Regions from separate parts of the Homo sapiens genome. Here region 1 is linked to region 2. The links are chromatin loops, found by intact Hi-C in ENCODE. Cell type or tissue: PC-3. All regions are shown on one strand. Links, peaks and the distances in the headings refer to the core of each region. The heading gives the core; the rest is flanking DNA.

Evidence for each region. Hi-C counts contacts between places; a loop is a spot of excess contacts. Peaks named below come from ENCODE experiments on the same cell type or tissue, not always from the same donor. Only the 100,000 strongest peaks of a DNase experiment are listed, where the experiment ranks them.
Region 1: a loop joins it to region 2, with 17 times the contacts of the local background. A loop is called at or near these places in 15 of 110 quality-filtered maps.

Annotation. Positions count from the first base shown.
Region 1 is chr10:126,367,662-126,384,038 of GRCh38, reverse strand. The region is part of intron 1 of ADAM12 (ADAM metallopeptidase domain 12); the gene reads left to right. Among named protein-coding and RNA genes, the nearest start is that of ADAM12, 13 kb to the left of the region's middle. In PC-3, for the core only: no CTCF peak of the experiment used is centred there; a DNase peak (open chromatin) is centred at 6,898; H3K27ac peaks cover 2,460 bases.
Region 2 is chr10:126,496,047-126,512,423 of GRCh38, reverse strand. It overlaps C10orf90 (chromosome 10 open reading frame 90), which reads left to right. Exons shown (of 10, transcript NM_001350921.2): 4 at 7,339-8,467. It overlaps LOC105378549 (a long non-coding RNA gene), which reads right to left and starts at 15,413. Exons shown (of 3, transcript XR_001747637.3): 1 at 15,327-15,413; 2 at 11,439-11,509; 3 at 9,239-9,318. In PC-3, for the core only: a CTCF peak has its summit at 8,122; a DNase peak (open chromatin) is centred at 8,103; H3K4me3 peaks cover 576 bases.

The DNA.
Region 1 (16,377 bases), core at 3,850-8,849, 130 kb after region 2:
AAGGACAAAAGGCAGAACCAGTCAAATCTATTTTCATCAGGAAAATAATATTTCCATAAGCGTTTGTAGTAGATTTTGTCTTAGATATCATTGGCTAGACTGTGACCCAGGGCCCCTGCTAGCTTGTACAGAATACTAGAAAAGTAAATATTTTTAACTATGTACATTGCTGCTTCAAACAAAACAGTTCTGTGAGTAAAAACAAAGGTTGGAATGTGTCTCTGGCATACCTTGTATAAAATATATAGATAAACACACATTCATTCATTCCACCCTTGATTGCTAGTTTGTTTAGGTATAAAATTCCAAGAAAGAAATCATATTTTCTCAGTATTTTATAAGGCATTTCTTCAATGTCTCTATGGCCATTACTGCTTGAGAAGTTGATGGTATTCTGCTTGTCAAACCTTTAAATGTAGTCTTTTTTTCTTTTTGGAAGTGATTATCTTTTTTCGTTGTCACTAGTATTTTTGCGTTTTATGATTATGTGCTTTAGCAATGCTCTTATCAGTAATTGTTAGGAACTCAGTGGGCCCCTTCAGTTTGAATATTCATGTTGTCAAGTTTTAGTATACTTTCTTATATTCGTTCTTCAATTATTTCTTCCTCACTGTTTTTACCACAGCTTTTCTGAAACTGCTATTAGCTGAATGTCCCAGCCTCCTGAAAACATCCTTTAATTTTCTTATCTATTTTTCATCCCTTTACATTTTTGTTCTACTTTCTGGGACAGTTATTTAATTTCATTTCCCAACCCTTCTATTTAAATTTTTTGGCTGGGCACGGTAGCTCATGTCTGTAATTCCAGCACTTTGAGAGGCTGAGGCAGGAGGATTGCTTGAGCCCAGGAGTTCAAGACCAGCCTGGGTAATATAGTGAGCCACACCCCCCAACCCCACCACATCTCAACAAAAAATTTTTAAAAAATTAACTGGGCAAGGTGTCACACACCTTTAGTTCCAGCTACTCAGGATGCTGAGGTGGGAGGATCACTTGAGTCCAGGAGGTCAAGGCTGCAGGGAACCATGATCATGCCGTGCTACTCCAGCCTCGGTGACAGAATGAGACCCTGTATCAAAATAAATAAATAATTTTAAATTTTATCCTACCACATTTAATTTCCAAGAGGTTTCTTGTGCAATGAATGTTCTTTTATTCTTATTATAGTGTCCTCTTCTTTTTTGTAATGGATGTAAAATTGCTATTAACTCTGAATGTGTTAGTCATTACTTGTTAAACATTTTTTGTTCACCTCTTTCTCATTGTTAGCTTTGAGATTCTCTTTCCCCCCCATTTGTTTAATATCTGTCTGACTTTCTTCAAATGTCTGATTTTTGGCTCTCTGTTGATATTTAATAACGGGGCATTAAAGAGCTGATTAGAAGTTCTGTGTACTTCCACAGATGGATTTACTGACTGATGAACATTCATTTTGCTGAGAGACGTCCACATATCACAGACTCTATTTTTCTTAGGCTGGTCAATTTCTCCAAGGAAGAATCCTTCAGCTTCCTGCCAAGGCGATTTCACTCTGGCAATTTAAGCCTGGCTCTAGGGCCTGTGAACTGAGCAGGGGAAAAGAAGATAGTGTTGCCGTTAAGTATGCTTGTATTGTTTAAACTTAATCCTTTTGTTTTCCGTTTAGCACTTTGCTAACCCACCTTCACGATTCCTGGGAGTCCTTATGTACAGAACTTCTCTACTTCAGTGTCTTCAGGAAATACACCTCCCATGTTGGTCGGAGTAGGACAGGCAACACCTAGCTGTGTTGGCTTTGCAGGGGATCTAGGGCTCTATCTTCTCCTTATACAGGTTTTCAGCCTCAGCCTGTATTGGCCTTGGCCCATACAGTGCCCCCTGTTCCAGTGCCCAGTGCCCCCTGTTCCCAAACCTTTCCAGGGTTCTGCTTATCCATCCCACCTTCTGATGGCTGCCCTCCTTTCCAGGTCATAAGTTCCCATTCTCTCTTCCCTGCTAAATAGGTAACAACTTGTCCATCCCCTTTCCATCTTCCAAAGCTTTGCTGCTTTGTGTTTTAATTATTATTATTGTTTTTTTTTTTTTGAGACAGGGTCTTGCATTGTCACCCAGGCTGATGTACAGTGGTGCAATCATAGCTCACTGCAGCCTTGACCCTCTGAGCTCAAGTGATCCTCCTACCTCAGCCTCCCTAGTAGCTGGGACTCCAGGCACACACTACCATGCCCAACTAATTTGTTCTTAATTTTTAAATTTTTGGTCAAGCATGGTGGCTCACACCTGTAATCCCAGCACTTTGGGAGGCCGAAGCAGATGGATCACTTGAGGTCAGGAGTTTGAGTCCAGCCTGGTCAACATGTTGAAATCCTATCTCTACTAAAAAAAAAGATACAAAAATTAGCCAGGGATGGTGTCAGGCACCTGTAATCCCAGCTACTCCAGAGGCTGAGGCAGGAGAATCGCTTGAACCTGGGAGGCAGAGCCTACAGTGAGCTGAGATCGTGCCACTGTACTCCAGCCTGGGTGACAGAGTGAGAGTCTGTCTCAAAAGTTTTTTTTTAAAAAATATAATTTTTAAATTTTTATACAGACAGAATCTCACTCTATTGCCTCAGGCTGGTCTTGAACTCCTGGGCTCAAGCATCCTCCTGCCGCAGCCCCCCAAAAGTGTTGGAATTACAGGCATTGAACCATGGTACGCAGCCTATTATTGTTATTACAATTATTCCCTTATGGCAGGGTTTCAGGAGGGCATACAGATAAACACCTGTGACTCCGCCATGTACATTTAGAATTTAGCCAAGGCTTTGATTACCATGCTCGACATATAGATGTATTTTCTTTCTCTCACTTGTCATTTGGCACTTTCTAACTCCTTCCTTGTGGAAACAAAAATTAAACTCATTTTTAAATGTTTCAAAACTTTCTTTTCAAAATCTATAAAAACTCAAAGTCAACATATACCTAATTAGATAAATGTTGCAGCTGTGGAAACTGTAACAAAATTTTTCTTAAGGAATGTAGCTACATCATTTAAAGAAGCTAAGCACATTCCTTCCTGGTGTAGATGATGCTGTAATGAACTCATCAGAGTTGCAGAAAAAAAATTTTGTATCAGAGTGTGTTTCAGAGGCCTCCTTAAGCTAAATGGTTTCTGCAGCGTCCATGATTTACAAAGACAGGTGTAGAATTTTCAGATGTTTCTTCTGTACCAAATGGCTAAGCCCTACAACCCTTTGGCTGTGTGCCCACAGGGAGCTATATGAAGCAGCTCTGGAGTATGTCCATGCTCTTTAATTGTCAGGTCTCTGGGCTGGAGAAGTGAAATTGGTATAATCTAGACAATGTTTTTGAGAGTAGTTGCTGTGCATTTTTCATAGTTGTTTCTTCATATGTTTGGTTAGTATTTTTTTAAACCTAAAATTGTCATACCAGCACATTGTTACTTAAAAAGGAGTTTGTCGAGTGCGTCAGTGCCAGGAGCGGTGCGCAGGTCTTTGCGTGCACTATCTCCTGCAATTCTGCTGAAAGAATCTTGTTGTTCCTGTTAGTACCCTCATTCTACAGAAAAGGAAATGATAGCCTCAGATAGTGAGATCAGCAGTGTCAGAGGCAAGGCAATCTAGTCTACCTCACGCTGGAGACTGGATCTTAACCTAGCTGTGGCAAACAGTTCATAACCTATCTTTGCCATAACTATAGCAGTGAGATTGTAATTAGCTTGGATCTCAGCAGAACGGTAATGCAGTTCAAATGAACATTATTTGCCAATTGAAATGTGCACATTGAATATTACACTTTCTCACAGGCTGCCATTTCAATCTTCATACTTTCTCCAGCCCATTTTTCACCCTGTTTCTTTTGTGCTTTGTTGAATGCCCAATATACCTTGCCTCCAGTTGATAGATGGGATGGAAAAGCCGAGTAATTCAGCATCATATTGATATTTTTTATCCTTTAAGCTTTTATGTCATTCCAAGGCTACATTAAGAGCTCAGCTTCTTGGCAACTATTTAAAAAATTGGACAGCTTCATTGGATAACGTTTTCTGTCTGTTTACCTACTCCTGGAAGCCTTGAACTGCTTAATCAGTTTAGATGATCCATTCTTAGAAATGTTGAAACACCTTGACATGTCTTCCCCTAGCAGGCATGGTGAGCACTGGTCTGCAATTTGGCCAAAAGATTCCTTGTATTATGTGTTGCTATGTTTGTAATTAAAGCCAGGATAGGATGGAGACATTGCTTTTGAGAGATATGCTCACTTGAATCTGAATGTGATCTGAGAATCTAGTCTTGCTTTAAAAAAAAAAATTGAAATACTGGGAGTACATGAAGGATTGCCTAGATATATGAGCAACTTTTTTTAATATACTTTAAGTTTTGGGGTACATGGCAGAACGTGCAGTTTTGTTACATAGGTATACAGGTGCCATGGTGGTTTGCTGCACCCATCAACCCGTCATCTACATTAGGTATTTCTCCTAATGTTATCCCTCCCCTAGCTCCCCATCCCCCTGACAGGCGCCCCAGTGTGTGATGTTCCCCTCCCTATGTCCATGTGTTCTCATTGTTCAACTCCCACTTATGGGTGAGAACATGCGGTGTTTGGTTTTCTGTTCTTCTGATAGTTTGCTGAAAATGATGGTTTCCAGCTTCATCCATGTCCCTGCAAAGGACATGAACTCATCCTTTTTCATGGCTGCATAGTATTCCGTGGTGTATAAGTGCCACATTTTCTTTATCCAGTCTGTTATTGATGGACATTTGGATTGGTTCCAAGTATTTGTTATTGTGAATAGTGCTGCAATAAACATATGTGTGCATGTGTCTTTATAGTGGAATGATTTATAATCCTTTGGGTATATACCCAGTAATGGGATTGCTGGGTCAAATGGTATTTCTAGTTCTAGATCCTTGAGAAATCACCACACTGTCTTCCACAATGGTTGAACTAATTTACACTCCCACCAACAGTGTAAAAGCCTTCCTATTTTGGTTTTGTTTTCATCCTGGGTTTTTTGTTGTTGTTGGTAGTGTTCTTCAGAGCCTGCATTAGGATTTAGGGTCTACATTATACCTCAAAATGCAGCTGTTGTCCGCCTATGGAAAGGTACATTCCTGAAATTAAGCATACTAAGTAAAACTTTTAAGCTAAAATCATTATTTCAGCCAATTTCAGTATAATTTGAGAATATCATATAAAAGATGATTGAAAAAGAAATCTGGCCCCATCATTCATTTCTAAAATATGACAATTTTAAAGTTGAAAAATGGACATAGAATAAGTTATACACCCATATTTTTGCCAGCCAGATTCTACTATATGTACTTCAGAACTTTCAACATTTAAAGATGTAAAATGTTAAAGATATATTTATAGCCATACCTTTTCTCCCCACCCATTCAGACTATTTTATCTCAGTCTTCCTTTTGCAGAGGCTATACTACTGTGAAGTTGGTTGGTTCGTGTGTGTGTACACACACACATACCCCTAATCAATATCTGATACTCTTCATGTATTTAACTGTTAAGTAAATGGTACCCTACTATATATGACAACCTTCTGCAACTTTTTAAAAAATCAATATATATTTTAGACTTATTCATATATGTGCTTGGTTCATTCCTTTTAATTGAATGACTAAATCATAATTTGTGTACTCCTCTGTTGATAATAAATATGTTTTCCCCAACTTTTTGATATTGCAATGGTGAGAGGATCCTTGCTATCTTAGGTATGGGTGTAAGCTCTAGGGAACCTATTACAAGTGAATTACTAAGCTGTAGAGTACACAAATTTTTTACTGTAACGTATTTTGTTAAGTTGCTTTCCAAATTGGTTGTACCAATTTATGTGCCTACTTATTGGAGAGCTCTGGTTACCTATGTGGTTGTTAATACTTGGTAATTTCAGGCTTTTTAAATGTTGCCAAGCTGGATGTTAAATATTTCATTGTTTTAATTGGCATTTTTCTCATTACTAAAGACTCTAAGATTCTTATGTGTTTATATGTTCTTCGTATTTCTTCTTTGAATTATTTATCTTTATTTACTCATGTTTCTTTTTAAGTTTAGTTTAAACAATCCTCCTCTCTTTCCTGAGCTCCGAAATAAATGTTGATAATTTCTTCTAAATTTAAAATTTTTGCTTTTCGCTTTTAGAATAACTGGAATTTAATTTTTATTTCTTGTATGAGATCCATGTCTGTTTCCCCCCATCTGGAAAACCAATTGCTCTAGTAACATTTGTTGAATCCTTTTCCACTTCTGATAACCAGCAAGCACACACAGATATGCTTCTGGGTTCTTTGTCCTACTGTTCTATTTACCTCCGTTCCAGCATCATATTGTTCTCAGTATCCCGTACTTCACAATAAGCCTTCAGTGTTTAGATTGGTTGGCGTGATGGTTAAGCTTGATTGGATTGAAGGATGCAAAGTATTGATCCTGGGTGTATCTGTGAGGGTGTTGCCAAAGGAGATTAACATTTGAGTCAGTGGGCCGGGAAAGGCAGACTCACCCTTAATCTGGATGGGCTTCATCTAATCAGCTACCAGCATGGCCAGAACATAAAGCAGGCAGAAAAAAAAAATGTGAAAAGACTAGACTGACTTAGCCTCCCAGCCTACATTTTTCTCCTGTGCTGGATGCTTCTTTCCCTTGAACATCGGACTCCGGGCTCTTCAGCTTTGGGACTCAGACGGGCTTCCTTGCTCCTCAGCTTGCAGACAGCCTATTGTGGGACTTTGTGATCATGTGAGTTAATACTCCTTAATAAACTCCCCTTTATATACCTCTCTATTAGTTCTGTCCCTCTAGAGAACCCTGACTAATAGAGTTGGTATGTGGTGGTGCAGAGGGCAGACACTGAAGCCAGCTTGCTGGAGTTTGCAGATCAGCTCTGCCACCTGGCTCCTGACATGTGATGTTGAGAAAGTAACTAACCATCCTGTGTGCCCAGACTTTCCTAGGTTTAGCACTGAAGATGACACATCACAGGAAACCTCTCAGTGCCAGGCAAATTGGGATCGTTGCTCACCCCAAACCTTGAACAAACTATGTAATCTTTTTCTTTCCCCATTTTCCCTTGATGAAATGGTGATAAAGATCATATCTACCTCCACAGGGCCGTAGTGCAGGTGAAATGAAAGAATACATATACAGTGCTTTGAACAGTGCTCAGACCATGCTAAGTATTCAATAAAGTATAAAGTTTAATGTCTCCTTTCCTTCTCCCCTCCTCTCCTTTTAAAGTTATCTTGACTAGCCCTGAAACTTTAGTGTTTCCATATGAACTTCAGAATCTTCTTGCTAAGTTCTGCAAAATACTGTATGGGGACTTGTAGGCTAATTTAGGGGAGAATTGACATCCTCATGACATCAAGGCTTCCCATCATGAATGTGGTGATTTCTCTATTTATTTGTTCCCTTTAATGCTATTCAATAAGTTTTCAATAATATTCTCTTCAATGTTCTTGTGCATCTTTGTAAGATATATTTCTAGATATCCTAAGTACCTAATAGATTTATTGTCACTTTAGATGGTATCACTATTTTTAAAAGATTTTAACTTTTTAATATGAAATTTTTAAACATACACAGAAGTAGACAGACTGCAATCAATACCTGTGTTTCTATCACTCAGTTTCAACAAGTGCCAGTTCATGGCTGTTCTTGTTTTATCTGTGGAGTCATTTCCTTATTGAAAGTTGTAATTGATGTTTTCTTTTCAGTGTATATGAATGTTACTTATTTTTGTAGGTTGACTTTGAATTCAGAAATCTTGCTCAATTTTTTTTTAATCCTGATGATTCAAATCATAGGTAGGTGTTTGCTCAATTTTTATTCTAATAGTTTGTCTGTAGATTGACGTCATAGAAATTCTAAGAGAATAATCACCTGAAAGGGTAAGTTTTGTTTTTTCCTATACATTCCTTATTCATTCTACTTCCTTTATTTTTCTTGTTTCATTGGGTAGCATATCCATTACAATGATAAACAAAAGGATTAGCCAGGCCCAGTGACTCATACCTGTAATCTCAGCACTTTGAGAGGCTGGGGGGTGGGGAGGGGGGATTACTTGAGCCCAGAAATTTGAGACCAGCCTGAGCAACATAAGGACACCCCATTTCTACAAAAAAAAAAAAGTCATATATGTGGCATGCACCTGTAGTCCCAGCTACGCAGGGAGGCTAAGGTGGGAGGATTGCTTGAGCCCAGGAGGTCGAGGCTGCTGTGATCTTGCACTGCACTCCAGCCTGGGAGACACAGTGAGACCCTGACCCTGTCTCAAAAAAGAAAGAAAAAAAAAAAAGAAGAAGAAGAAGTGATTGCTAGTCTCCTTGTTTTTTTTTTTTTTAACTTTAATGAAAATAACTAACTTTTGCTATCTTTACACCTTTCTTTTCTTTCTTCTATTGTTGTAGGATTATTTATACCTACTCTTTCCCAGTTCTGTTAATTTAGAGGTTACATATTCTGTTTCCACAGTTTTAGTAGTACCATTAAATTTTTAACATTTGCATTTCAGACACAGAGTCCAAAGGTAGTCAGTAACTTTGGCCTCCTCCCAAACAATTACAAGCTAACCATGGTTTAGTGCCCTTCATTGTGCCTCCTGTTTTTTTATTATTGTCTAGAATTTTAGTTCTGCCATTTTGAAACCCATCTCTCATCAAAAAAGATAGTGGGGAAATACTAGGCTTTGTTCTGTGCTGAGCAGTCCAGGCTTATGCTGATTTATCCAATGCAACTAGTTTCCTTTCTTTCCTTTCTTTTTCTTTCTTTCTTTCTTTTTTTTTTTTTAACCATGGCTTCTTGCAAACCACTTCCACTTCTGGATCCAGTCGCTTCTTATTGAAGTAGTCTTCATTGAAGGTCTCTGAGTAGCAAATTCCCTATATTTGTTTGCCTGGAAAATGTTTTTCTTTTTCATGAATGTTAGTCTAGGTATGTATGGATAACCAAACCAGAGGTTGGCGATTTTTTTCTTTTAGCAGATATTACCTGTTGTATCCTTGCGTCTCCTGTTGTTGTTAAGGAGTCTTTCATTTAATGACTGTGCCTTTGCACTAAACCTGCCTTTTTCTCTGGTTACTTTTAAGGTAGTTCTTTGGTGGTGGTGGTGGAGTGTGTGTGTTTGTGTATGTGTAGTTCTGTATTTTATTCGTGTGTTTTTATATGGTTTTATATTAAATTTGTGTATTTCTGGCCTTGTGGTGCTTCTTGAATCCAATCAATTATTTAAAAAAATGTAGCAAGCATCTCTTTAATTACTGCCTTGCCGTTTTTGCTTCATCACTTCCTTTGGAACTTTTGTTATATGTAGTTGGGCCTTATAATTCAGTCCTCCTGTTTTTAGCTTCTCTTCATCTCTTTATCACTCTTTGCTTTATATTCTGGGTGATGTCTACAAGTCTAAATTTCAGTTTACCAATTCTCTCTTGAGCTGTGTCTAAATGCTGTTTAAACTGTCTATTGACTTCACATTTTTCAATATCTTTACTTTTTCACGTATGGAAGCTTTGTTTTGCTCTTTTTCAAACTTGCCTGATCTTCTTAAAATGTAATATTTTAAAATTATCTTTTATTATCTTTTCTTTGTATTCTTACATGTCTTTAATAATTTGGGATTTATATATTGTTATCCATTTCAGGTTATTATTTAAAGTTCTTAGGATGCTGATTCTGTATTACTGTGGATTATCTCTTCCAATGCCTTGCAATTTTAAATTGTGAGTTCATTTTCAGCTTTTTTCCCTCCACTGCTACCCTCTCCATGGGAGTCCTATGTACCCTGGATTAGAAGAGTTCCTGTGGAGCAGAGTCTGTTTACTCATGACAGATGCCTCAGGGATTTCCCTTGTCTAAGCCCAGTTATTGTGGGAATTTTACACCACATGGCTATTCTAATTTTGGTCTCCATACCCATGTGGCAAAGGCTTGAAGTTTCTATTTCTCTTGCGAAACTCCCTAACCCTCACCAGATCTCTGGGGAGACATGTCACTTTGAAGTTTCCCTGTGGCATTTGGTAGAGGTTTTCTAGCCCTGGTGACTTGGGAAGGGCAGCCTGTCTGGGCTTGGTTTTATTCAAGGATCTAGCTAGAGTTCTCTGACTTGTGTGTTCAAGATCATACCTCCTGTTACTGAACTCATGGTTTCCAGGCTGAAGTCCTATGTCTGCCAGGCCTTTGGGATTCCATGACTTTGGCAGTGGGTGGATGCTCTGGCTAGGAATTCCTTAATTCCCTGATAATTTCCTTTCCCTTCTTTCTAGTTCAGTTATGTAGGTTGTCACATTTTATTTAACATTTTTCTGTGTTTGTAGTAGAAAGGCTTTCTAGCTGTGTCAACTCAGTCCACTGTGTTTTCAGAACTAGACATCTCTGATAATGATTCTTTGGGTCTTTTAGTCAACACATTTGTTGGCTGCCTATTGTAATCCCAGATTTGTGCCAGGAACTGGGGATACAGTGTTGAGAAGAACAGACACCCTCATTTCATGGCCTCTAGAGCGAGTGGATCATAAAAATGTACAGAAAATAAGTTGAACCCGCTTGGCAGCTTGATTCTCAACTTCCAGTACTCCAAACACTCAGTCAGAAAAGTCAGTCAGCTGCTTTCCTGCTGGCATGTTAGTCTTGGCCTTGGCAGCTGCAGGGGTGAGATGTGCTAATGATGGGGCCAAGCTGAGCTTTGGGGGTGAAGCCATCAGCTGTTCCCATCTCCCTCTGGCGGAGGCAAAATGAGAACAGCTGGGAAGCAAGGCCAACATCCACTCCCAGAAGCCGCTCCTCTGCCAGCAGAGGTGTCAACAGAATTCCAGTCATGTGAGCCTTCCAGGAGTGTATAGTGAATTCATTCCATACTTAAACATTCTAGTATACAAAGAAGATTGTACAATGGAGTAAGCCAACAATGGAGACACTCATTTGTATATTTTTGTAACCTTCAGAATGAATGCTATGATTCCATATAGATTGATTTCTCCACTAATTTATCTACAGGAAAATCAGACGCCTGATTTGCCACTAAAATTTGGACATGTCAGATTTAGTCTATTCAATTCACTAAGCTTTACTTCCAGTTTCTTAGTAGGGAGAGTCTGCTCCTTGGAGCATAATTTATTCAGCTGCAATAGATGGTACTCTTGAAACTTTTTTCTCACATACTTTAGTCTCTTTTCTGTTTCTTGTCTCTGCTCTCCTTTAAAAAGGTGATTATCATCCTTCTTTCTCCCTCAGTGCTGCTGAAGACTAAGCCATTGGTTATAGAGGCTCAGTGAGAAAGCAATTTCAAAAGAGGGAGGCAGAAAGGGCTGGGATAGGATATGGTCTGTAAAGCTAAATCAAGACAACTGTTTTCAAGCACAAAAGCTCCTAGTAGAAGCATCTGCTTCTCTTATGGACTTCAGTGACATAAAATAATGAGATTTCTTCAGCTTATCTCCCCTGATGTTACTTCCTTATGGATTTAGTGGGTCAAGAGTGCTGTGTGTTCTGGCGTTGTAGTTATAAAATTGACAGGTGGCTTGGATCATGGCCAGAATTCTGGACTTGGAGTGAGAAGTGGCTCTGAGTTCTGGCTTGGCCTCTTTATGGCTGTGTGACCTTGAGGAACCCACTAAATCTTTCTGAACTTAGTTTATTTGTCAACAATGAGCAAGGATGCAGCCTACCTCCCTGGGTTGTGGTGAATTCCAAATGAGGGAGAGGTTGGGGAATGTGTTTTGTAATTTAAGGTCTTCTCTTTTGATGGTACAGGGGGCACATGGTATCACTGTTCATATGTTCATTCAGTGCTGAGGTTTGTCCTCATGCCTTGAACGGCACAAGTTCTCAGCATCCATGAGCCACCGTCCCCTTCTGCTCATGGTAGATGGGTATCCAAGTTAATCCCAAAGCTTGACAGAGGGGGTGGCAGAGAATTGGGAGAGGAAGGCAGTTTCTATTCGTTTTTCTCCTACCTTAAATCTCATGTTTCCATCTTTGTTGTTTATCAGTCTACCATTAGGGGCATCTCTGTTAACCAGGACTATTTGAGATTGTGTTAATAATGTGAACTCTTTCAAATATCATTTACTTATAGCACACAAAATGGTCACCAGTTTCCTTCTTCTCTGCTATATGGGACTCACTGTGGGCTAGGCATAAGGGCTGTAGAGAATGAATGGTAGCAGATGCCCAGGCCAGGGGCATGAATTTTCCTAGCCTTCAGCTTCCACTGGCTTTTTGAGAAAGAGATGTGGGAGGGAGGATAAGCGTAGAATGGCAAGGCAAATAAAATTTAACATGCCTCTCAGGGTATTGGGTTGGCATGAATAAGAATTGCTGCAGAAATAGGAACCTCACATTTGTGGGTGAAGCAGACACATAAGCTCTTGACTTATATCTTAATTACCAGTTAGAGCAGGTGATTGCAGCAGTAAAGCCCGTTAAGCACTCTACATCCTTGTGGCTCTAAACAGTACACATTTAGAACATCCAGAATCTGACAGAAATGTTCCACTCTAAGACCAAATATTGGTGGTGTTTTCCCAATTTACAGCAAAACGTAAGTGAATGGAAAGATCTCTCCCACACTACTAAGATTGTTCATCTGAATCTTTCTGAAACTAAGTTGCAGCTACCATTATCTTCTGACTTGCACAGCAGCAAATGAATTTTCTAAAATGTTTACTCAGTTCAGTGCATGATCAGACAACACCCAAGGGCTCCTGGTGACAGGTTTATCTGTGTACCTGGAAAACAATCACATTTCTGAGTGGTAATTGCTCTTTCTTCATAGGATAGAATTGAGGAATTCCATAAAGGGATTTTGCCTGTGTGGTTTCTGTGCTAGCACTGGTTCAGTAGCTTCTCATACATTCTCACCATGCCCTGGGAGGCAGGCACTATGACCACTCTTTCTTCCAGATAGGAAAGCCAAGGCTAGGACATTCAGCTTGTGCAGTTATACAGCTACAAGGTGACGCAGCTGAGATTATGCACATGAATTACTGCACAAATAGGGAATATACTAGAAATGGGACTTACACGAATAACTAATAGTGATGACACCGGCATTTAACAAAACATTCAGCAGACTCTCGACTAATCCCTTTACATGAATTATGTGGTTAAAATATCCCTATGGCCCTTAGAGGTATGGGCCATTATTATTTCCATTTTACAGATGAAGAAACTAAGGCATAGAGAACTCATGATTTGCCTTAGCCCTTGCATCTTATAAGAGGCTGAGCCAGGATTGAACTAGGCAGTTGATTTTCAGGGCCCACATGCTAAACCACTGGGCTGCCAAGGGAGGACCTATGATGTCCAGGAACTCTTCCATACTCCAGACCCTTTGCAGCTATCTCAGCTTGTGTTTATCTTGGGACATTGGGATTTGAGGAGAGAACCTAGGAAGACACTGAGATAGAACAATACTTGAGTCTTTAGCTGTGTGAATCCCAGGAACTTGTCCTGTGGGCTCTGACCTGCAAGGACTGGCAGGAAAAACAGGACTGGAGACCCATTTGCAGGGCCTGGTATCTCTGACCTTTCATTTTCGCATCAAAGGAACATGTGGACTTACCAGCTAAAATTTATTCTTCCTGAAGGAGAAACTTACTGTTTAATAATTAAGTATACTATCTTCTGTTTCCTCTCACAAATAAAATGCAGGACTCAACCTAATAACTGCTACCTATGATGGCTGTAGAAAATACTTGTAAACATGATAAATGCACATGCATGAGTGCATTTGTTATTTATTGCTGTATGACAAATTGCCACAACTTAGTGGCTTACTATCACACCTGTGTACAATCTCACAGCTTTTGTGGGTTACGAATCTAGGCACAACTTATCTGGGTCCTCTAATTCAGCTTCTTTCACTGGTTTCAGTCAAGATGTTAGCCAGGACTGGATCTCATTCAAAGGCTCAACTGGGAAGGATCTGCTTTCAAGCTCACAGAAACATGGCAGAATTCAGTCCCTTGAGTTGTTGAACTGAAGGTTTCAGTTCCTAGCTGGTTCCCATTTTCCTAATCAGTATTCTCTCCAATATAGAAGCTTGCTTCATCAAGGCCTGCAGACTGAGAAGGCAATATAATCTGCAAATAAGACAGAATCACAAGTTGTATAATCCAATCATGGTCTGTGAATATTGCTATAGTCTACTGGTTAAAAACAAGTCACTAAGTCTCTTAACCTAGTGACTTGCTTAATTCTAACCCTACCAGGGTTACATATGAGAGTGAATACCAGGAGGCGGGGGCACTGGGAACCATCTCAACAGTCTAGCACAGTGAGTTAATTAGATAATCAGCATTGTAAATACCAGGAATGGCTTTGACAGGTGAAAGCGTCTGTTTTCAGAGGTGTCCACTCACTATGTACAAGTCCTGGAGCTGGCAGCAGCATCTGATTGGTAAGGTGGCTCTGTTTCTGCATTTTTGTTGCTTAGCTGTTTCATGTCCTTTTACTGCAGTGTCTTCATTGCCTTTGCCTGACAGTTCTTTTCCCACTCTCACTCCAACACTTGGCTGAACTCCTCCTTGGCTTAGACTTCACTTCCTCACAGGCAGCCGGTTCTTGGTCCTTCCCACCCAACCCCAGTCAAGGAAAGGTCCCCCTGCTAAATGTTCTCAAAATGCTATGTCTCTGTCAGAGCACTTATCACATTCTAATCAACGGTTTGTCTTCTAGGTTAGAATTTAAGCTCTGTGGTGACAGAGACCACATCCATCTTATTCTCTGTTGGGTCCCCCGTGCCTAGCACATCACAGCTGCTCAATAAATATTGGCATGATGAGTAAATAGTCCCACTTGGTGTGCTGCTTTTTCATTTCAACAAATGTGATTCACTAAAGCTCTACTCTTAAATTTTTTGTGTTTGTACAACCTTTCATGTAAATGAATTTTCACATTTGGAAAGTCTTTTTGAAAAAAAATACCATGTATCCAAATATTTGATATGGAAAAGGTAGTTAGTATATATTAGTGATACGAAAGGAACATCTTAAAGGAACATCTTTTGGAAATACTATGATGCTGTAATGGATGCTAATTTTCATATTGGGTAGAAAATGTGAGCTGATAGTCTAATAAAAATCGCAAGAGGTCTCTATTAATTTTAGCTTGTTCTTATCTCCCTGAGAAATGTACAGATGCGAGGATGGGCATGAAGAACTCTATGCATTTGCTTGGGTTTGGATATTCTATAGCTAGCATTTAGTGATCTGGTGATGATAAACTTAACTATATGTTTACTTTTTTTCCTTTTTATTTCCTCTACCCTCATTTTAAACTTTTGAAGTGATTTTAGCCTAAATGAGTAAAAATTCAATTGGGGAATGAAATGACTCCTTCTAAAACAGAGCTCACCTTCTGCAACTACAAAGGCAAAAAAAAACAACAACAACAACAAACTTACATCAGGCTGATTTGCAAATCACAAGTTTTACTTTGTTTTATGCTGCTTTCTTACATTGAACTTGGTTATTTTATTTACATCCACAATGGATAGTTTCAGTGGTTTGATGAAAATCATTTTTATGTACAAAAATTGGAAGACTTAACATGAAAGGTTATTATTGATAAACTCATAGTAATTTTAAAAGTACATTCCTTAAAGTTGTACCCTATTTGTTGTTACAATACATTTTTCTTTTGGTGGTTTGACTTCAGTCCTTTGTAAAAAAAAAAAAAAAAAAAACAAATCACACAATCTAAGCTGGGATCATAAAACAGTGAATTAAGTTATCAAAGGAATAATGAAATTTATGTTTCTGAAGAGTTTTAATATAAATAACAACTGGGTAGCCTGATTAGTTGTAGTCCTGGGAATATGAACTATGAGACCTACCTAGGTTTCACAAATTAGTATGCCCATTCATTTGTTGTTTATCCTATATTATATATACACATACACACATATATATACACACATGCATACATATACTTATATGCACACGTTTATATATATACACACATACACATGCACACATATACATTTATGTACATATAGAGACAGATCTGGGTTTATTACCTAATATTTTAAGGATTTTATGTCTGTTTTTATAAGAGATAGTGCTATTTTTCTTATTATATTATTGTCTAGTTTTGGTATCAGGGTTATACTGGCCTCATAAGTTAAGGTTTTCTCACTTTCTGTATTTTGTGAAAGAGTTCGTATAAGATTGTTATTATTTCTCTCTTAAATGTCTAATAGAATTATTCAGTGTAGCTATCTGGGCCTGGAGATTCAAAAAATACGTCCATGTCATCTGAGTTAACAAACATATTGGCATAACATGTTTCATAATATTTTCTTATCACTTAATGCCTGTATTATCTGTAATGACGTACCCCTCTTTAATTCCTAAAATTGGTAAATTATGATTTTTTTCT
Region 2 (16,377 bases), core at 5,254-10,253:
ACACACACACAGACACACAGACACACACACACACACAGACACACACACACAGACACACATACACACACACACAGACACACACACATACACACACATAGAACACACACACACACAGACACACACACACACACACACTTCTGTCTCTCTTTCTCTCTCTCTCTCGCCCCTTTCGCTCTCATGCTTGGTCATTATCTGTGACTGAGTTCAATAACTCTGGAAATTATACCTTCTGACCACCTGCTCTGGAATCATCTGGATTATCCAATTTGGTCAGTAGGTGACTCGAATTTCCCTCTTAACTTGGAAGGTTTAGAGCTTGTCCCTGGGCGTGCGCTAGAAGGCTGCCATAAGATGATGAAACACTCCAGGGACTGCCCTGCTGCCCTGTGACTGTGGCTGCCGTAAGTCTCCGCCTCTTCTCCAGGGCCCATACGAGATTGATCACTTTTCCTTCCAAAATGCATTCAAGCTGTAGCAATGATGGGAAGTCACCTTTTCTGCCAAATGATTATTTAAAAGGAGTAAATGCAGAACGGAGTTCTCTTCTTTAAGAAGTTTTTTAAATTTTCCTCTTAATAAAAGTAATAGCAACCCCATGCAGAAACAGGAAAATACAGAAACATATAAATAAGAAAATATCTGTACATTTTCCTCTATTTTCCCCAGCATTTTAACATAAGACTGTGATGCATATTAACTTTTGTAGCTCTCTTGTATTATTCTCTTATAATACCCCTCATAAGCAATTCCTCATGTCATTTAAATTATTTGTAATTTGTATTTTTAATTTCTGCAGAATATAAGATGCAGTTGTGCAGTCATAATTTACTTACCCACTCCACCTTTAAAAAAAAAAACAGCGATTCTTGGTGGTTGTCAGAGAATGGGGAAAAGGGACTGGGAAGTTAGTATTTACTGGGTATAGAGTTTCAGTTTTACAGGACGAGAAGAGCTCTTGAAATGGATAGTGGTGACGGTGGTACAACATTATGAATGCACTTAATACCACCAAGTTGTACACTTAAAAATGGCTAAGAGAGTAAATGTTATGTATATCTTACCACAAGTTAAAAATTGGGGGAAGAATAGATTCTTTCTGGCTTCTCACTGCTCTATATCACACTGCAGTGAGTTGTTTTCAGTAACTGCACGGAAAGGCAAAATTTCATGATGGAGAGTGAGAAAAGCTCAGATTTTTCCATTTGTCTTCAAACTGTCTTCCCTTGTTGCTACATACCAGAGCAAGTTCATACACTGGAAAATGCGCTTCCATTCGAGATGAAATGCCCCTAGGCTGACAGATTATCTAGTGACCATGGCTCCAGATCAACTCAATGGAGGAAGGCAGGTTTGCAGCAAACGCGGAGAGGACTGCAGAGTCTTCTGTGGGAAGCTGCAGCCAAAGAATTGTTGGGCAAGTACATCGTAGGCTGCAGAGCAGCAATGGGGAAAAATTCAGGTTTCAAGGTAGAGATGGGAGGAGAGCCTTATTCTTTGGAGAAATAAATTGCTACAGGAATGGAGGCATCGCCTCTCCAGTGGCTTAGGAGCCGATTCCTCTGATCATCTGCTACTTGACTCTTTCTGGCTTCAATTTATGAAATTATGCCCTTCTTAGAAATACCTCAAGGCATAAATATAAAGTTAAAAACAGTCAATAAAAGCATAAAACTATGAAAGCAGTTACCAGCACTACAAAATCATCTTTGAAACATTTAAGAGAAATCAATATCTTAAAGCAGCATCTATGAGAAAGAAAATGTAAAAAAATGTGTTATGTGGTGCTGGTCAGGAAATGGATGGTTCACCAAAGCAAGACACAAAACCCAGCCACTCATCTGACCTCTCTCCAATGCGAACGTTCTACCATAAATATGAGATGATTTTCATCCTCCTTTTAAATCAAATCTGATGTCAGTTAATTTTATTTTAGATGAAAGAAATCTCTTTGTAAAGACATGTTTCGTTAACCCAGTAGAAAGGAGGATGGAATGTCACCCTGAAACAGCTTAATTTGAGAAGATATTTGGTGTAAAAGATGTAATTACTTTCTAGAGAAAATTTGCCCAGTTTTAAAAGTAGTCGGCTGACTTAGGAACATTGAATAACCCCCCATCTCATCCCCTTCTTGGTTTCTGAGACCCAGAAGAGGGATGCAACACAAAGTGATGTGTTAGGGGCTGAATTGCATCCCCCACTACCCCCACTAAATTTATATGTTGAAGTCCTATCCTCTACTTTCTCAGAATGTGACTGCATTGGGAGGTAGGGTCTTTAAAGAAGTGATTAAGGTTAAGTGAGGTCATTAGGGTGGGTCCTAATCCAATCTGGTGTCTATATAAGAAGAAAAGATTAGGACCCAGACATGGAGCAGAGGACAGAGGGAGGACCGTGTAAAGATGCAGGAAGAAGATGGCCGTCTACAAGCCAAGGAGTGGCCTCAGAAGAAACCAACCCTGTGACATCTTAATCTCAGATTTCCACCTCCTAGAACTGAGAAAACTAGTTCAGTTGTTTAAGTCACACAGTGTGTAGTACTTTGGTGCTATGGTAGCCCTGGCAAACTCATATAGATTTTTAAGAGGTTGGACCTTATCTTCAATCATTTAATGGGTCTCACTGAGACACTAGGGTTTAATACACAGAACTTCCCATACAAGAGTGTCCTGTGTTTTAAAGAGCAAAGAGTCCGCCAGTGTTTCCTTTTCAATATCTCCGAGTTTGTTGTTTGGGGACTTTTTGTCAAAGCTGAGACAATACACTGGGAAAATGCAGCACTTGGCTCATAGTAGGTGCCCAAATAAATATGTGGAATGCACAGTTAAAGAGTTTGACCGTGACTGTATGTATGAATAACAGAATTGCACCTAAAAAATTACATGACTTCTACATTTCTATCAGCAAAATTTCAATGTATTGGATATACAATGAGTCATTTCTATTTATGTCATTCAGGTAAACCCAAATGCATTCCATTGTAAATTCCACTGAAATATGGTATCACTTTGATGTGAACACCTCTTACTCCTTTGTAGGTTGGATTATGTCAGATATCCACTCGTTTCTGCTGGGTCATGGGAAGAGTACTGGAGAATTACATCACACATTGGTATTTTGAGAGGGCAAATCTATTTTTCTTTGGAACTGGGCATTCGTCAGTATCTGTGCCTCAGGAGCAGTGTCACCTTGACATCCTGAGTGATTCCAGGGCTTCAGAAATAAGTTGAAGTTCATGCCATTCATGATTGCTCTTCCCTCATCCGTTCACATCTGATAGAGTCAAAACTCACGGTCACGTTTGCCAGGCCCCACTTAATGAAATGGTGGCTAATTCCTTATCCCGTCCTCTGGGCCTCTAGGTCCTTCTGGAGGGATGTACCGGCCTGCAGCCCCTCAGCACAGCCTGGGGGCATCCCTCAGCATGCACAGCCCTGGGCTCTGGCTGTGGCTTCAGGGCTCGGTCCAGACGTGTAGTCAGAGTCAGGTATTTCCCATCCCTGTTGTTCCAGGGTGAGATGACATTCACTCATTCCCAGCAACACACCCCTCGTTGATGCCAATCTCATGGGTGTCATGGTGTCCTAAGCCTGAAGAGTAGGTACTCTCTTGATACTGGAGACCACAGTACGAGGAAGCCTGGAGGCCCCCGCCCGAGAACCACCCCTGTTTTCTCCTTGCTTAGCAGCTGTGGCAGCCAAAGGCCCTGTCCAAGGTCCTGTAGCCAGTATGGGAGTCCCGGCCCACGCTAGACCCAGGTGGCCTGAGTCCTAGGCCGGCATCTTTCCCACCATATCCATGCAGAAGAATCACCTGGGAGCTGGTGAAAGATACAAATTCTAGGCTTTATCCCCATAGATCCTGAGCAACCTAGGCCCAAGGAAGGAGAGGTCTAGAAATCTGCGTGGCCTGAGTCCTAGGCCGGCATCTTTCCCACCATATCCATGCAGAAGAATCACCTGGGAGCTGGTGAAAGATACAAATTCTAGGCTTTATCCCCGTAGATCCTGAGCAACCTAGGCCCAAGGAAGGAGAGGTCTAGAAATCTGCGTGGCCTGAGTCCTAGGCCGGCATCTTTCCCACCATATCCATGCAGAAGAATCACCTGGGAGCTGGTGAAAGATACAAATTCTAGGCTTTATCCCCATAGATCCTGAGCAACCTAGGCCCAAGGAAGGAGAGGTCTAGAAATCTGCATTTTTAACATGTCCTCCCCACCAACACACACACACACACTCTCTCTCTCTCTCTCTCTCTCTCTCTCTCTCACTCACTCATTCACTCTAGGTGGTTTCTATGCAGGCAGTCCCTGGCGCAAACTTTGGGAAACATTGCCCTATAAAATAAGACCTATACTGCAGTTTCCAAAGTGGGTCTTTTTTTTTTTTTCTTCAAAGAGCAGTGTCAAAGGAGTTCCTACTGGGTATGATTGCACTCCTCGTGGGGTACACAAGAACAATTATGATCAGAACTAAATTTAACTAAAATGGGAGGGAATGTGTACCAAGTGAAATAGGCAGCAGGTGCATTTCAGTTTTTCTTATGTGTAAACTACATCCATAAAAAGTGCTACAAGGGGAAGGGATTCAGGGTGCCGCAGAAATGTTGGGGCTACAGGCTGGAATCTCACTGGAAGCTCTAAGAACACTGATGCCTGGGCCTCCCTGCCCAGGAATTCTAATGTAATTTTTCGGGAATGAGGCCTGGGCATTAGAGTTTGGATGAGTTCCCAGGTGACTGATGAACCCTGGGCTGACAACTGCTGGTGAGGAAGCCCCACCTGGCAGGACTTCCAGCAGCATTAGCCTCAAGGAAGCAACGCATGATGTGATTGGGAAGTGTGAGGTAGCCGCTGGGCTAAAAGAGAGGGCTGAAAGTCCCCTTTCATGACTCAGTGCTACTGCATTGACCTTTTTTTTTTTTTTTGGAAAAAAGTAGCCATGGATATTTTGATTTATTTTTAAATGAAGTAAATTTTAAAATGACTCTCCTGTCTATTTCTTCTTTTTCACTCATCTCTGGGTATTTGAATGTACAATTCCCCATGTATTTTTTTTTTTTTTTTTTTTTGAGATGGAGTCTCGCTCTGTCACCCAGGCTGGAGTGCAGTGGCGCGATCTTGGCTCACTGCAAGCTCCGTCTCTCGGGTTCACGCCATTCTCCTGCCTCAGCCTCCCGAGTAGCTGGGACTACAGGCGCCTGCCACCACGCCCAGCTAATTTTTTGTATTTTTAGTAGAGACAGAGTTTCACCGTGTTAGCCAGGATTGTCTTAATCTCCTGACCTCATGATCCACCCGCCTTGGCCTCCCAAAGTGCTGGGATTACAGGCGTGAGCCACCGCACCCAGCCCCATGTATCCTTTTTTTAAAAAACCCACATATAATGTGATGGAGATTGTCATGCAAAACAAGCCAACCATCTTCCCATGCCTGACTCTGAGGACACAAAGCCCCTCAGGTGGCTAAGATCACACACGCACGCACACACACACACACACACACACACTGGCCCTCCTGCAGCCATGTGGACTTGCCATGCCAAATGTCCAGCTAGTGGGGAACATGCAATTATTTGAGTCAGTAAATATTAGTCCTGCCCTGAAGAAAATAAAAATGCTACTGTGCTTGCTGTCACATCTTGGAATGAGCAAATACCCTGCTTCCAACACACATAGGCCCTTCCTCTCCAAAATGTGTTGTCTTGAGAAGACCAGCAGCCTCATGACTTGTCTGTGTTTCTCAAAGTGTGTGACCCAGATCACCTACATCACAATCACTTGAAATGCAGTTGAAATGCAGATGCCTGGGTGCCACCCACAATCTACAGAATCAATCTCTGGGGTCTGGGGAACTTGCAGTTGTAACATCCCAGGCCATTCTCTGCATGTTGGGATTTGGGAGCTGCTGTGGCAATTGTTGGGCATCCAGTTATGCCCTCAGGCCCCCAAAGCAAAGATTCTCTGCAAGCAGTGGGAGCTTAGCGGTTACATATATTATTCCAGATCCTGTGCAGCTCTATGCAAGGATTCATTGTAAGCATGTTCCATAATGAACGTCTAAACGGGGGCCAGGACCCTGTTAGCCTTCACTAAGTGCTGGGGTGTAGTCCATCTTCCATGTTGTATTTTGTAGTGCTTCACACATAACCATAATAGAAACAAATGAGTATAGACCTGGTTAGATGCTTTGTTAAAAATCATAGCATACTCTTTTGGACACATGAGCAATTTACTGTTAGGACAAACAATCTGCTGATTAGGAAAAATGAAACACCTTGGTCATTTAAAAATACTGGACAAAAACTGATACAACCGATCATTGAAATGCAGCAAAGCTACATGTGCCTTGGTCCAGTGTCCCCTGTCCCCCAATTCTGATAAGTGAAATCATCTGATTGCCATAGTGTTGGTCTGGGCAAACGTGGGCATTTGATTTTTTTTGATTGTTTGTTTAATGTTTGTGTGTGTGAGAGAGACGAAGTTTCACACTTGGTGCCTAGGCTGGAGTGCAATGGCACAATCTTGGCTCACCACAACTTCCGCCTCCTGAGTTCAAGCGATTCTCCTGCCTCAGCCTCCCGAGTAGCTGGGATTACAGGCATGTGCCACCATGCCTGGCTAATTCTGTATTTTTAGTGGAGACGGGGTTTCTCCATGTTGGTCAGGCTGGTCTCAAACTCACGACCTCAGGTGATCCGCCCATCTCAGCCTCCCAAAGTGCTGGGATTACAAGTGTGAGCCACCATGCCCAGCTGGGCATTTGATTTCTATTGTTTTGCTCTCTGGACCTTGACTTCCATGATGCCAAGCAGCAGGGAGCAACTGAATTAGAGTCTAAACCGGCAAATGTGGAGGACTCCAAAGGACCAAGGTAGGGAGGGGGCTCCTGGTAACCACCGTTGCTGTTTCCTTTCAGGACTACTGACTAATCTCCCACATAAACCTGTGGCCCCAAGTTCCAGCCACCTCCAGAATTCTGTCTTTCCTCTCCATTGAGGATATGAGCCTGTATTCAGGGGTTCCTGGGCTTGGCGGAGGTGGTTATCGAATTAGATGATCCCCGTTGACACATCATTAGATAAATTAAGAATAGATGCCCAGCAGAGAAAACCAATTCATGACTCAGGCCAATGTTTCCAGAACGTGTAACTTGTCATAAACATCTAGTTTTCCTGCCCTTCCTGCCATCTCTGAGCATCAGGTGTGCAGTAAAAAGCCTTGGACAAGACATCTGAGTGTTATGAACCCAGTGCTCTGGCATCCTGGTGGCCCTTGAAAGAGAGTTTACTGTCTATATTTCAATAGACTGCTTGAATAATCGGGATCTTTTTCTATTTGCAGGAGACCCTGGCATCACAAAACACAAAAATGATTTCATCCATAGTCATCTCCCAGATGATTGATGAGAATAAGTCAAGAGAAAACAGGGCCTCCTTGCCCCTACCGTGTGCCATTGCTCAGTCTCGTGCACATCACGCCAAGCAATCTCTGGCTAACCGCAGCGGAGTCAACATTCACAGAGCATTTGCGTTACTTCCGGGCAGATTAGGAATCCCGGCACCGTCAGATGAGCGAGGACCTGAGGCAGAGCTGCCGCCCAAAGAGGAGAGACCCTGTGGGGGCCCCCGCAGAGGGTTTGCATCCATCACCATCACGGCCAGACGCGTGGGCCCCCCAGCCCGCGCCCTGGTGTGGGGGACTGCTGGGGACTCTCTGTGCCCCAAGTGCAGGGCTGAGGACACACTGTTCCAGGCGCCCCCGGCTCTGGCCAATGGCGCCCATCCAGGTCGGCATCAGAGATCTTTTGCCTGCACAGAGTTCTCCAGAAACAGCTCCGTGGTGCGGCTGAAGGTTCCCGAGGCCCACACTGGGTTGTGTGAGAGACGCAAGTACTGGGTCACCCATGCAGACGACAAAGAGACCAGTTTTTCTCCAGACACCCCACTGTCAGGAAAGAGCCCGCTGGTGTTCAGTTCCTGTGTCCACCTCAGGGTGTCTCAGCAGTGTCCAGATTCAATCTATTACGTAGACAAGTCTCTCTCCGTCCCCATTGAGCCACCTCAAATTGCCAGCCCCAAAATGCACAGATCCGTCCTGTCGCTCAACCTCAATTGTAGTTCCCACAGATTAACAGCAGATGGAGTAGATGGCCTAGTGAACAGAGAGCCAATAAGCGAAGCCCTGAAGCAGGAGCTCCTGGAGGGAGACCAGGACCTCGTAGGCCAGCGCTGGAACCCAGGTTTACAAGAAAGTCACTTGAAGGAAACCCCATCGTTGAGGCGGGTGCATTTGGGGACCGGCGCTTGTCCTTGGAGTGGTTCTTTTCCATTGGAAAACACAGAATTGGCAAATGTGGGAGCTAACCAAGTCACTGTAAGAAAAGGGGAAAAGGACCATACAACTCATTGTCACGCCAGCGATCATGCCAACCAACTGTCCATTCACATTCCTGGCTGGAGTTACAGGGCAGGTGAGTGGTGCGTCCATCTGCAGGAGGGTGACCTGAGTAAATGTCCTAGCAAGGTGACTGTTGAGTGAATTTCTTATACAAAACTTATTCTAAGAGGCATTTCTCAGTAGACTTGCAGTGATCTGCTCTGCTCATAGTTGACAACTGATAGCTCGGCATCGATGTCTGATTGGATAGATTTTTTTAGTTGAGACTTTTGTAGATTGTAAGAGGCCTTCTGTCAAATTCTTGTTCCCAATAGTTCCAGACCATATGTAATGAGAAGGAAATGAGGGCCTCCAAAGGAAGTTAATTTACAACATGCCCAAATTGCGTTCCAAAAGAGGGTGAGAAGAATGAAATGCCATTCGCCCCCAGATGTTTCATCTCTCTCGCCAAACATCTGCGTGTTTGGAAGTGTCCAGATTTCTGTACTTTCTACTTTTCAAGTTAGCCTCATTGATATAAAAGCTAGACTGCAAAGCTTCATAATGGAGCGTGTAAGTGTGAATGTGTGTATGTGAATGTGTGCGTGTGTGCGTGTATAATAATTATAGGACATTTTCTAAATTAGGCAAGTCAGGGACTCTCTGTGCCAAATAGTAGTAGCAGCAGCAGCAGCAATTTTCTGTCCCCCTGGTTTTGTCTTCTGGGGCATCTTGACCAGGATTTGTTGCTGTTTCTGCCATTTCCAGGGCCGGGAAGAATTCCCAGGATGGGTTGCCCTGAGGACTCTGCACCTTTCTTGGGAAATCAAAAGAGGAAAGCAGGCATTTTTTGGAAGAAAGAGGCCAGATTTCTTTCTTTCTCTGTGTAAACTTCTGATTTTCAACTTTGCTTTCTGCAAGAGGCTCTGGTTTATGAATTACTTTCTATTTGGAAAAAAGTATTTAAAGATATTAGTATACAATTGAAAATGCAGGATATGCATCATAATTTTACGGTACAACTTTTATTCATTAAAGCTTTATTAATAAAAATGACTGTAAAACATTTAAAGTTATAATGTGTATAGAAATGTTAAATGATGTAATTAATTTTAACAACTGTATATATATTGAAATATTGAATGCTCAGAGATTTTTAAGGCAATTTTGGCATGGCTTTCAGATTGATTAAACCATTGAAATGCATGTCTTACAGACTTATTACAAGAAGGACAACATAAGCAGCTATCAATGTTCCAAAGATAAATCCCACTTTAGTGGTTAAAGAGATTGCTCAAGCTAAGCACTTCGTCTTCCTTATTGATGATGATTCCAGAAATACACCACTGCATTGTTGTATGTTACCCCAGTTAAAGCACATCCTCATTTTTAAACCATGTGTCATGGTGTGAAATAATAATTTGGATTTATAGTACTTTTCACCAAAGGCTCTTCATTAATAATGAGAGCCAGATCTCAAACACTCATACACTCATCTCAGAGGAGGGCAGCAAGAGTGTGGACACTTCCCCCAACTTACTTTTTGGCTTTGGTGGTGCAGAGAAGATTTTTGATTGTGATTTTGTGAAATGACTGCTCCTCTAAGGGATTATCTTAGGCAAATAGTATAAATTTATTCTGCATCCTGCAGGCCAACATCCCCCAGAAAAAGCACAGATCCCAAAGATTCACATGTGAAGCGTTTCAGTGGCTTTAAGCCATGAGGCTTCATTCTACCATTTGAGGAAAGAGATAGTCACAGACACCAGGGGAGTCTTGAATACCTTTTTTACAATTTCAGTAGCTTTGGGAGTACAAGTGGTTCTTGGTTACATGGATGAATTTTACAGTGGTGAATTCTGAGATTTTAGGGCACCCGTCACCCAAGTAGTGTATATTGCACCTAGTGTGTGTGTGTGTTGTGTGTGTGTGGTGTGTGTGTGTGTGGTGTGTGTGTGGTTGTGTGGTGTGTGTGTGTGGTGTGTGTGTGCGTGTGTGTGGTGTGGGTGTGTGGTTGTGTGGTGTGTGTGTATGGTGTGTGTGTGTGGTGTGTGTGTATGCGTGTGTGGTGTGTGTGTGTGGTGTATATGTGGTGTGTGTGTGTGTGTTTATCCCTAGGCCCACCTCTCACCCTCCCCTTTCTGAGTCTCTGAAGTCCATCATATCACTCTGTATGCCTTTGCGTACTCATAGCTTAGCTCCCACTTATGAGAACATACGGTTTTTGGCTTTCCACTGCTATGTTACTTCACTTAGAATCATAGCCTCCAGCTTCAACCAAGTTGCTGCAAAAGACATGATTTCATTCCTTCTAATGGCTTAGTAGTAGTCCATGGTGTATATATAGACCACATTTGGAAGAACTTTTTGTGGAGTTGCTGATCTATTATTTCTAGCTCAGTGAATGTGGAGGAGTGATACTCTCTGAACTCCTCATCTGGGTAACTAGAGCAGGGGGTAGATTGGGTGTTTTCGAGGTCCCATCAAGCTTAAAAAATTTCAGCTCTATTTGCCCAAGGTGGACTCTGTAAAGAAAAGAGGCTCCGTGGGATTCTGGACCCCTCAGTTGCAAAGTCCAAAGCCACAGAGCCCTGGGGTGTGCTGTGGGGCACTTGCCTCGGATGCCTACAAATGCACACCTTCACCTACACGTGCACCCCTGGCTGTGTGCTCCCTCACTCAGAAATAATTTCCAGTGGACTCTATTTCTTCTCAGGTGACAAGAAAGCACATCTGTCCATGCTGTAGAATTCTGGCCTGAAATTTACCAGCACAGCTCATTGACTCTAATGACCACGGGCTGTCCTTGCACAGCCTGCACAACGTGTGGAGGGTGAGCTTGCTGACCTTCAGATTCCACAAAACCTTTAGCCTTAATGCAAGAGCTTTCAGACTGCAGCAGTGCTCATTAAAACTCAGAGGAACTGTTTATATTTTCCTGTCTGAAACTGGAATCCTATCTGAGACATTCTTGACAGCCTCCTGTGGTTACACATGCTATTAGCAGTCTTCTTACTTCATAGTTACTGAATCTGATTCTTTGTATCTGAAGGATTCCAAAATACCTCATGAGCAGGATCTTCTGTTGGCTGGCTTACTGACATTCAGCTGCTTGGTGGGTACAGCCTGGGCAATTCTACAAACAGAGGCAAAGCAATTTTAGTTCTAGTCATTAGGTCGTTGGACAGAAAGTTCTACAAATTGTATTCATGAATGAGCCTCCAGGATATGCACCCAAAAGAGAAGATGAGGAAAAATGAGACACAAGCACATCATGCAATTCAAATAGCTGTTTCTACTGAGACATAGCATTCCAATAGACGCGTGAGCACCTGCTCTCATCTCAGGCTGAATGTTAAGAAATTGGTTCTCTCTTTGCTCATCTCCTCAGTCCCTGTATGTTTTGTCTTTACATCTCTACTACTGGTAAGCATTCAGATAGCACCAAGTAGGTGGGCATTGGGCAAATCTTCGAATCTATCATAAAAAATTTAATCCCCATTCTTGTCATCATCACCATCATCATCGTCATCATCATCATCTTATTCATAACCACAACATATGTTCTAGAAGTCCTAGGCACCAGGCCCTGGGCTGCATCCATTATTTTGAATCATTCAACCATCTGTAAAGAGTATCATTATCTTTATTTTTCACACAACACAAATGAGGCTTGAAGATTAAATGATTTGCCCAAGTCCACGTGGCCAATTGGTGCTAGAGCTGTGTACTTGTCTCCTGCTGTTCCCTTCTCAGTGACAGCCCCAGGCAGGGCAATTAAGATGGTGGTGACTCAACGGCAGGCCCCACCTCCTCTGCCACTACCAAAGGTGGTATCTGAAGGCTGCTTATGAACATCTGGAGTAATACTGGTATTTGGTTGCCAGTTACCCCGGTAGACTATTAGGAGAGTGAACTGCAAGTTAATTTATGAAAAAATGTAATAAGCCATATCATTTTATGCGATTAAAATGTATTGGCTCAGAAATCCTCCTCAGCCTGAAATCCAGTTCTTTGTGGTGGTCTGTGAAATATACAGTGTTGATCCAAATGGTTCCCACCTCACCGGATGTGCATGCCTGACTCACTATTGACTTAGACACATTTCTTACTGCCAATTTTATTGTGCATCTGTGGCTTAAATCTGAAGCTTTTTACCATTTCTGAGATATCCAAGTAGAGGGAGCAAAATCTTCTGATGATGGTAGATGCTATTGAAGAGGAGACTAGTGAATACGCTGTCCACATCTATTTGCGTTCGCGTTCTATGGTGGGCCCATGTTGCAACTCCCTCAGTCAGTTCACAGGCTTTGGTGGCATTGGTCTGAGATGTCCTCGGTGGAGTTTAGCATCACTAGTGAATAAAGATGTGGATGACTGGAAGGCAGAAGTCCTTGCCAGGTCTCCAAATGAGCACTGTGCCTACTCACACTTAGATGGTATGGTCTGCCACATTAATAGCGAGTGAGGCTTATCTCACTTACGCCACTCAAGGGCAGATAACAAACCATGTACACACAAGCCAAGCCTACCTGTAGGGGAGAAGCCTGCATTAGACTCCCACTCTCATCCCATGAGGACTTTTTTTACTAGAGGGACCAGAAGATATTTTACAAATGTGATTTTTTTTCTTCAATGATCTAGAATTGGGATCAGCAAACTTTTCTTTTTCCCTTTTGTTTGTGAAGGGCCAGATTGAAAATATGTGTTTGGCTTTGCGGGCCATATGGTTTCTGTAGCAACTACTCAACTAGCAACAGTGTTCAGATACCACCTTTGATAGTGGCAGTGGAGATGGGGCCTGCCATTGAGTCACCACCATCTTAACTGTTCTGTCTGGGGCTGTCACTGAGAAGGGCACAGCAGGAGACAACTTGCTGTTGTAGTGCAAAATCAGCCATCAACAATGCATAAATACATAAATGTGGCTGTTGCCAATAAAACTTTATTTACACTAACAAGCAGTGGGCCAGATTTGGCCTGCAGTCTGTAATTTACTGACTTCTGGTCTAGCATTCAAATAAATCCATCCCCCAAGGTAAACTTTACCCTGTTCCCCAGTATTACATGTTGGATTCTCTAGAAATCAGACTCTGAGGTGGAGATGAATGGGTAGGGCATTTACTGGGGAGTGTTCTGGGATATGACATCCAGGAAGGGAAGCAGGACTGGGCAGAGGGAGAAGGTGTTCTGCGGTGCAGTCATAAGCAAGGCCTCTGCCAGCCACTCAGGGAACTCTGAATCTGGGATGGCCCTTCAAGGTTATTCTGAGTTGCCATAAGGGCCTGGGCCCTTATATTCCCCAGGAAGATATGTGAACTTGGGTGAGGCAGCTCTCTTCAGTCAGCCAATTCCTATAGGGTGGATCGCCGCCGAGGGCACTCTTCCTACAGGACTTCCAGCAGCTGGGGGAAGAAGCTCTTCTTTCCTGAAGGGAGATCTGAGCAGTGTAATACAGTGTCCATCACACTGCTGAATGGCCATTCTGCCATTCAGTCTGCGTTTTCCGCTCTGTGACTCCATAATGCTCTGAAACAAGTCAAGGATCTTGCTAGGCTAGACCTGGGGCAGGGGGTGGTGGTGAGGGCTATAGACCTTAGCACCCGTATGAGGAGGCTAGTGCAGAATTCCACTCTCTCACTCTTGATGTTTGTTCATTCAGCAAATATATATTGGACAATTGTCCAGGAGTGGGGGCAGTGACTTGGAAAGGGTGGCAGGAGTGAAGGTATTGAGAAGTGGTCAGATTCTGGGGCTATGTGTTCAGGGTAGATCAACAAGGTTTGCCAATGGATCAGATGGTTTGGCAGTCCCACACTGACTCCAAGGGCCTGCCCATGTGCCTAACCCCTCCAGGTTTTCTGGAGCCGCCTCTACCCTGCAGAGCTTCCACCACTAGACGCAAAGCCTTTCTGCTGCTGGCTGGTGGACATTCACACCACAACTACCCAGTTCTTCCTAATGAATTGGGTGCATGGTTGAGAATCAGGTAAACAATCTTACGATGGTCTTTTCTTATCTTTAGGGAAGCCAGAAGAATTGAGCAGAATGAGTTTTTGTGTTTTGTTTCATTGTTAACAACAAGTAACCCAGAGAGTGTTAGAATCAGCTGATGAATGGACAAGAACTCAGCCCCTGGTATGTAGCAGCAGCCCTATGGCAGGCATGAGCAAACCACCAGGAGGCCGAGTCCAGCCTGCTGCCTGTTTTTGTAAATAGTTGTATTGAAAATAGCCATGCCAATTTAGTTATGCATTGTTCTGTGGCTGCTTTCATACTGCAACAGCAAAGTTGAGTAGTTGGGACAGAGACCTTATAGCTCACAAAGCCTAACATTTTTACTATCTGGGCCTTTTCTGAAGAAATGTGTGACCCCCCCTGCTCCAGGGCAGACCCTCTGGGTGACTTTGGGCAGGTCACTTGCCTGCGAGGTCTCTGTTTTTTCCATCTGTGGAATTAGAGAGGTGGACAAGATCATCTTGTGAATTCTGCTCTCCTTGTTTGTTAATTTATCCATTTTTGGGGCCTATGGTTTTCTGCAACAGGAGCTGTCAGACAAGCCAGCTTCTCTGGTCGATTCTTAGAACGTGGTGAAGAAGCGATGCTCAGAGTCAAAGGGAAGAGCTGTCAGCCTCCTTGCGTTGTTTGCTCTTCACCTTTTCTGACCAATACCATCCCGTCTCGCTCTGACTCTCTTCCTGTCCCGGAAGAGCTTTCAGCCTCCCTGCGTTGTTTACTCTTCACCTTTTCTGACCAATACCATCCTGTCTCGCTCTGACTCTCTTCCTGTCCCAGAAGAGCAGGTGCCCACTGCAATTCAACCTTGGCCTCCAGCTTGCCTGCCACCTTTCCCATCAGCAGCAAGAACAGGTGCTCCTGTGCTGGTCATTTTGATTCAATAAGCAGGGCCCTGGCACCTCCTGCTGGCACCGCAACAGCCTCCCCTCACTCACTTGACATTGATCGTGTCAGCTGTGGTACCAGACACTGGGCTCTTCTCTGGTTCTGCGATGGTGACACATAACTCAGACCTGGTCTCCTTGCTATGCAGGTAGCAGCCTTTTAATATGATGCATTTGCTATTTTGTAGAGGTCATTGTTATACTTGCACACTGCACATTCCTGGACGGCAGGATTCAACTGAGTCATTGGCATTGACCTCATCTTACCCAGTAGGGAGCCAGGGAGCAATGGCTCACAGAGTGGGTGCCCTCGACCTGTGGGCTGGGTGGAGGACAGGTTACGTTGATGACCCAACAAAGCCCATGCTTATGTCACGATCCCTTAAGTGCTTGATGTGTTTCCTTCCTCAAACTACCTTTCCCCATCCCCATATTCAAAACCTCTCTGGCAAGGAAAGGGTGAGGAGCGATGAAAGACTCACCGCCAAGAGGTAGGTTGTGAAAAGTAAAGTTAAAACTAGAATCCCCACTTGGTTTAAAATTGAAGTGGAGGGTGGCGGGGGAAATGTCTCAAAATATTGTTTCCCTTTAGGAACTCGGTAAGAATAATCAAGTATTGTCAAGGAACAACTTTATTGTCCTTCATGTGGTCAAATGTAATGTTAAAGAAGAGAAAATATATAAGCAATGTTGCAAAAATATTTTGAAGGTTTCTAAGAATGTTTTATTTATCTCTTGATAAGTCTTGATGAGATTGTGTCATTTTCCTCCTCATCATAAACACGGTTTCCAGATCATTCCCAAGAGTCCATATGGTATCTAAAGGTTGCTCATGTCAGCCATCCCGGCTAGCTTCGTGGAGAGAATGGCTTTGTTTTTTGTTTTTTCTCTGAGTAACTCTTTCAGTTATATGAATAGGGGGTGTCCCTACACTGTTTAGGAGAGAGTCATTATTAATGGGCCATTTACTCAGGTTTGCCAGGAATAGATTAAAAGAAATGGATTCAAAGCCTGAAGCAGGCTGACCAGGTAATGGGCTGATCTTTTAAATTAGGGATATTGCAGAGCAACTGTCTATACATGAGTAACAGTGGGTAACAGG